Linked DNA regions of Homo sapiens: region 1 is linked to region 2. A link is a loop called in an ENCODE intact Hi-C map of the cell type or tissue named here. Cell type or tissue: PC-9. All regions are shown on one strand. Each heading gives the region's core, and the rest is flanking DNA. Links, peaks and the distances in the headings are about the cores only. Region 1 has its middle 320 kb from the start of MIR5702. Region 2 has its middle 250 kb from the start of MIR5702.

The links. Hi-C counts contacts between places; a loop is a spot of excess contacts. Peaks named below come from ENCODE experiments on the same cell type or tissue, not always from the same donor. Only the 100,000 strongest peaks of a DNase experiment are listed, where the experiment ranks them.
Region 1: it touches region 2 in a loop (4-fold over the local background); 2 of 110 quality-filtered maps call a loop at or near these places.

Annotation. Positions count from the first base shown.
Region 1 is chr2:226,337,581-226,340,498 of GRCh38, forward strand. No RefSeq gene overlaps it. Among named protein-coding and RNA genes, the nearest start is that of MIR5702, 320 kb to the right of the region's middle. In PC-9, for the core only: no CTCF peak of the experiment used is centred there; a DNase peak (open chromatin) is centred at 1,461; H3K27ac peaks cover 1,209 bases.
Region 2 is chr2:226,410,615-226,413,532 of GRCh38, forward strand. No RefSeq gene overlaps it. Among named protein-coding and RNA genes, the nearest start is that of MIR5702, 250 kb to the right of the region's middle. In PC-9, for the core only: no CTCF peak of the experiment used is centred there; a DNase peak (open chromatin) is centred at 1,327; H3K27ac peaks cover 1,909 bases.

The DNA.
Region 1 (2,918 bases), core at 321-2,820, 73 kb before region 2:
TGTTTACAGTCGTATAGTAACAAATTCTCCCTCACAGCTTCAGATTGGTATCTATAGACTTATAGTTCAAATACAATACCTGAATATCCCAAGTAGTTCTTCCTAAACCCAGTTGAGCATAGAAGAGATGTAACAGGGAGGTGCAGTGTGTGGAAGCTGCAAACAAGTAGGCCAAAATGAAAGGAATCTACACAGAAAATGAAATAACCAACACAAAAAAGAAACCTGCAGAATGGGAGAAAATATTTTCAAACCATGTATCTGATAAAGGGTTATTATCCAAAATATACAAGGAACTCAACATCAAGAAAACAAATAAACCAATTTTTTAATTGGGCAAAGACCCTGATTAGATAGAGTTTGAATCTTGCACTGGTAATATACCAGAGCCCTATTAGTTTAGTGATTAGGTATGAGGATAGGAAACACTTTCTGTAATCATATGAAAAAGCTGAATAAACTTAAAGTGAACATTTTTTTAGACCCAAGTAAAAGGAAAGAATAATCACCCAGAGAAGTCTCCACAGAAAAGGCCTAGAGAAAAAGAATTTACCAGAACCTTATTCAAGCCAGGAAGACATCTGTCCCCAACTAGTCCTCTCTAGCTTTCCTGTCTCACTAGGGAAGGGAACCATGGAAAAATACTTGGGAAGATCACAGCCCAGAGACACAAGTCAAGAAAAATACCAAATCAAGGACACTAGAGAAAGTTAAAACCTCCAGTCCTACAGCTACAGCAAACAATAAACACAGCACAGTTACCAGCCATATTCATATAAATCATCACACTGAAGGCCCAGTTATCTCAGTTCCTGTTACCCGATGCAACATGTCCAGCTTCCAAGAAAAAAGGATAAGGCATTCCAAACCAAGAAAAAAAAAAAAGGAAAAACAGTCTTAAGAGGCGTAGTAAACAACAGAAACAGACTCAGACATGACACAGATGTTGGACTTATCAGGCAGGGATTTAAAATAATTATAATTAATGCATCAAGGGCTCAATGGGAAAAAAGTAGACAGCATTCAAGAACAGTTGAGTAAAGTAAGCAAAGAGAAAAAACCCTAAGAAAGAAACAAAGGGAAATGTTAGATATTAATTTCTTTGATAAGCACATTAATACTCTAGACATCAGGAGACAGAATTGCTAAGAAATAATCAAAAGCAAATTCTAGAATTTAAAAACAATATGAGAGTAATAAAAAATACCTTTAATGGGCTTGTTAATAGACTGAGAAAAGAATCAATGAGCTTGAAGGTATATCACTAGAAACTTCCCAAACTGAAATGCAAAGAGAGAAAAGACTAAATAAAACAGAAGAGAACATCCAAGAACTCTAGCAACAATTTCAAAAGGTGCAATGTGCAAACAATTAAAATACTAGAAGAAGAAAAAAGAATGGAGCATAAATATTTGAGGTGACAATGACCTAGCACATTCTAACATTAATCACCAACACCAAACCACAGATTCAGGAAGCTGAGCAAACACCAAGCAGGAAAAATATCAAAAAACTGACACCTAGCATGTACTATCCAAATTACAGAACACCAAAAACAGAGAAAAAGTTTGAAGGAACTAGAGGAAAAAAAATCTTACCTATAAGGAACAAGGATAAGAACTACAAATGTACCATAACTCACCTACCATCAAATATACAATTTGAACAGCTCTATAGCTATCAAGAAAATTTAACTCATAATTTTAAAACCCCTAAAAATGGGATCTCCAGACTCAGAGTTTCAGTGGAGTTTTATCAAAGATTGAAAGGAGAATTAACACCAATTCTACATAATCTCTTCTAGGAAATAAAAAAAAGTGAACACTTTCCAATTAATCTTAGGAAGTTAGCATTACTTTGATACCCAAAACAGAAAAACATAGTACAAAAAATGAAAACTACACACCAACATGTCTCATAAATGTAGATATAAAAATCCTTAGCAAAATACTATCAAAAAGAATTCAGCAATATATAAAAATAATTATGCATGATAACAAAGTAGGATTTATTACAGATAATTTAAGCTTGTTCAACACTGGAAAAACAACCATTGTAGTTTACCTCATCAACAAGCTAGAAAAGAAAAGTAATATCATAACATCAATTAATACCAAAAAAGCATCTAACAAAATCCAACATTCATTCATATTGTAAAACTTCTCAGCAAACTAAGAATAGAGGAGAATTTCCTCAACTTAATAAAAAAAAATCTATTTGAAAAAAACAAATCCCTACAGATGACATCATACATATAATGAGAAACTAGACATTTTCTTCCTAAGGAGGGAAAGAAATTAGGCCAGAATGGGGTTTGAATCATGATCCCAAAAGGCACACTCCCAAACTCCATACTCTCTAATGTTGAAATCTTCTCTAAAGATCAAAATCTCTAAAGCCCAGATCCTTGTAATCTAAAATCCCTACCATGTAAAATCCCCAAAATCACAATCCCAAAAGATTAAAATCCCTAATGTTGAAATCCTAAAAGCTGGATTCTGGAGGAAGATTAGTGTGTTTTCAGCTGTACACACAATTAGTTGCTGAATGTTAGACACAACTATTACTTTGTTGTTGTCTTTATTTGCCAGTTAAGTATAATTTAAGGAGATATATATGGGTGCCAAACTGACAGTAGGTAGATTTGTGAACTTAATTTTAGGTGTCAACTTGAATGGATAAAGGAACACCTAGAAACGGAATAAAGCATAATTTTGGGTGTGACTGTGAGGGTGTTCCCAGGAAAGATTAGTATGTGAGACCAGGTAAACTAAGCGGGGAAGATCTGCCCTCAGTGCTGGCAGGCACCATCTAAACGGACAGAGTCCCGGAGAGAACAAACACTGAAGGCAAACTCTGAGAGCTGGGACAGATTTCTTCTGCTGTCTAGGACATCAGAAATTTGATTCCATTAAAGT
Region 2 (2,918 bases), core at 231-2,730:
TACTTAAGTTTGGCTTTAAATAATTCCCAGAGCCAAGTCCCTCCGCTAAACTATGAAAATACTGCTAGGAGGGTTTATTAGTTAAAGTTCTCCAAAGAAATGGAACCAATATGTTATTTTATATATACTTCCCACATTGGTTCTGTTTCTCTGGTGTGTGTGCGTGTGTGTGTGTGTGTGTGTGTGTATACACACACACACACACACACACACACACACATACATATGGAGAGAGAGAGAGATTGTAAGGATTTGGCTCACACGACCATAGAGACTGAGAAGTCCCCGAATTTGCTGTGTGCAAGCAAAAGGCCCAGAAAAGCCAGTGGCGTAACTCCAGTTTGAGTGCAAAAGCTTGAGAGCCAGGGCACCAAAGGTGAAGATCCAAGTTCAAGGGTAGGACACCCATACCTGCACTCACAGACAGCCAGGAAGGGGGTGCGTCTTCCCTTCCTCCTCTTTTTGTTCTATTTAGGCCCTTAATGAATTGGATACTATCCTCTCACCCTAAGGAGTGCGATCTACCTTACTAAATTTACCAATTCAACTTGTCAAGGCTAATCTCATCTGGAACACCCCACAGACACACCCAGAAATAACACTTAACCTGGGTACCCTGTGGCCTAGTCAGGTTGACACACAAAATTAACCATCACAGGAATCAATTTCTGTGACTAGCCCCTTTCAAAACTTTTGTTACATACTTCCTGAAAAAGCTTTCAGCATCTCTTAGACAGTTTACGACATCATCTGAAACACAGAAATGACGCTTAAAAAGCAGCCATTTACTACAGGACCCTAGGTTCACCTGCCTCATGAATAATTCTACACTCCTGTTACTTATTTTCTAGGAAAAGATAAAAGGTGGTATTCATCCTTCCCTTTTTCCTCACACTGTAATATTACTTGTCAATTAACTTAATGCTCTGCTTACCCTTGAGGTAGCCTCAGGGTACTAGCAGATGTGTTTTGTTTAAAGGGTACGCTAAAACTACAAAAAAAAAACAGAAGTCATCTTAGCCTCTTCATTGCTTCTCTTAGTTAATGGCAGCACCATGCTCCCAGACACAGAAGACTAGAAACTGATAAACATCTTCAGTGTCTCCACATCTTTCACTTCAACATTAAATCAGAATTCTCAATGCCTTTGAAATCAAAGACACTGTTCAGTCCCACAGACACTGACCTCGCTCAAATTCCTTCTACCTCTAATGTTTAACTTCCTTAACCCAACTTCCAGGTAGGCCTCTGGAAAGACAAACAGCTACTTTCCCCATGTCTTCTTCCTCTTCTAAGAGGAGGGACACACATTTAATGAGTCAGACTCCAAGCATGTGCCTGGCCTACACATGCAGGGTTATTGTGGATTAATCATCACATCCACAGGTGTGGCTCTTTTCTTCTTTCTTTCTTTCTCCTTTTATGGCCAAGGAATAGCGAAGTGGCCCAAGCCTTTCTGCACAAGGAAGAGATCGAGTCATCTAGTTGTCTTGCTCTTTCATGTATATTTAAGCCATTAGACTCAAAAGTTATTGTCGTTGAGGCAAGTTGGATCACAGCATCCAAGTTACAGTCTAGGCTTAGGAACAGCAAGAAGGTTTCTTGGGCTTCTTGTCTACATGCCATGTTGCAAGCCCATCTTAACAGAGTTATTGGCATTGTGGAGTTGTTGACAAAAAGTCCAACCAAAAAAAAATATTATTTTGCTTTTCTTTGCATTTGACCCCAAGCATGAACATTTCCCTCAGCAACCTTACGAGATGAGTGGTTTTGATCTTGTGAAGATTAGTATACCAGACTACCAGTCCTAATGGTCCTCAAAATCATAAAAGACATGATCCTATTGTTCATATCCAATCACGCCAGATTCTTTTGTGAACCATCTGATGTCCTGCTTGCCTCCATTGGGTACTGCATGGCACTTAAGCCTATAGGATGTCATTTAAGACCATCCAATATCCAGGTTGAAATCTATCTTTACAATTTTTTTATACACTGACCCTGAACCCATGAATCCACCACCATGAACTTCTTAAATGGATCCTTCTTAGGCCTCCATGCGTATCTTATGTTGTTTCTCCTTCCAGGAAGCTTTCCCTAAATCTTGATTTTTCACTCACCATATTCAATTCTTCCATATTTATTCACTGAGTATCTTGTGTGTAGCAGCCACTGAGCCAGGTTTCATGGAGGTTTAAGGCATATAAGATATTCAGGCCGGGCGCGGTGGCTCAAGCCTGTAATCCCAGCACTTTGGGAGGCCAAGGAGAACAAATCATGATGTCAGGAGATCGAGACCATCCTGGCTAACACAATGAAACCCCGTCTCTACTAAAAATACAAAAAATTAGTCAGGTGTGGTGGCAAGTGCCTGTAGTCCCAGCTACCTGGGAGGCTGAGGCAGGAGAATGGCGTGAACCCGGGAGGCAGAGGTTACAGTGAGCCGAGATCGCCCACTGCACTCCAGTCTGGGTGACAGAGTGAGACTCCAACTCAAAAAAAAAAAAAAGATATTCAAAGTCCCACAAAATGTGTATATTTCCCAATTTTATTACTGAATGATAGGCCTCTTGGGGAAAGATACTAGTTTTATTCATTCCTGTATTCTTCCATTACCTTGAAAAGAGGCATATATACAGATGATTTTTATATAATTAGTTAAATACCATATTGTCACATGGGAAAGTCAGGCTTGGAGTCTAGAGTTGATAGCAAATTTGTAATATTAAGTAACATTTTTACTCTACTTATTTTGTCCCAAACACAGTCTGTTCCAAACAAATTGCATGCATTTCCCTCTCAACATCCCTATATGGCAGGTAATATTATTATTTCCATCTATACAGATGAGGAAACTGAAACAGATAGAGGTTAAACAACTTGCCCAAGGTGACACAATGGGCACGTGGAAAGCCAGA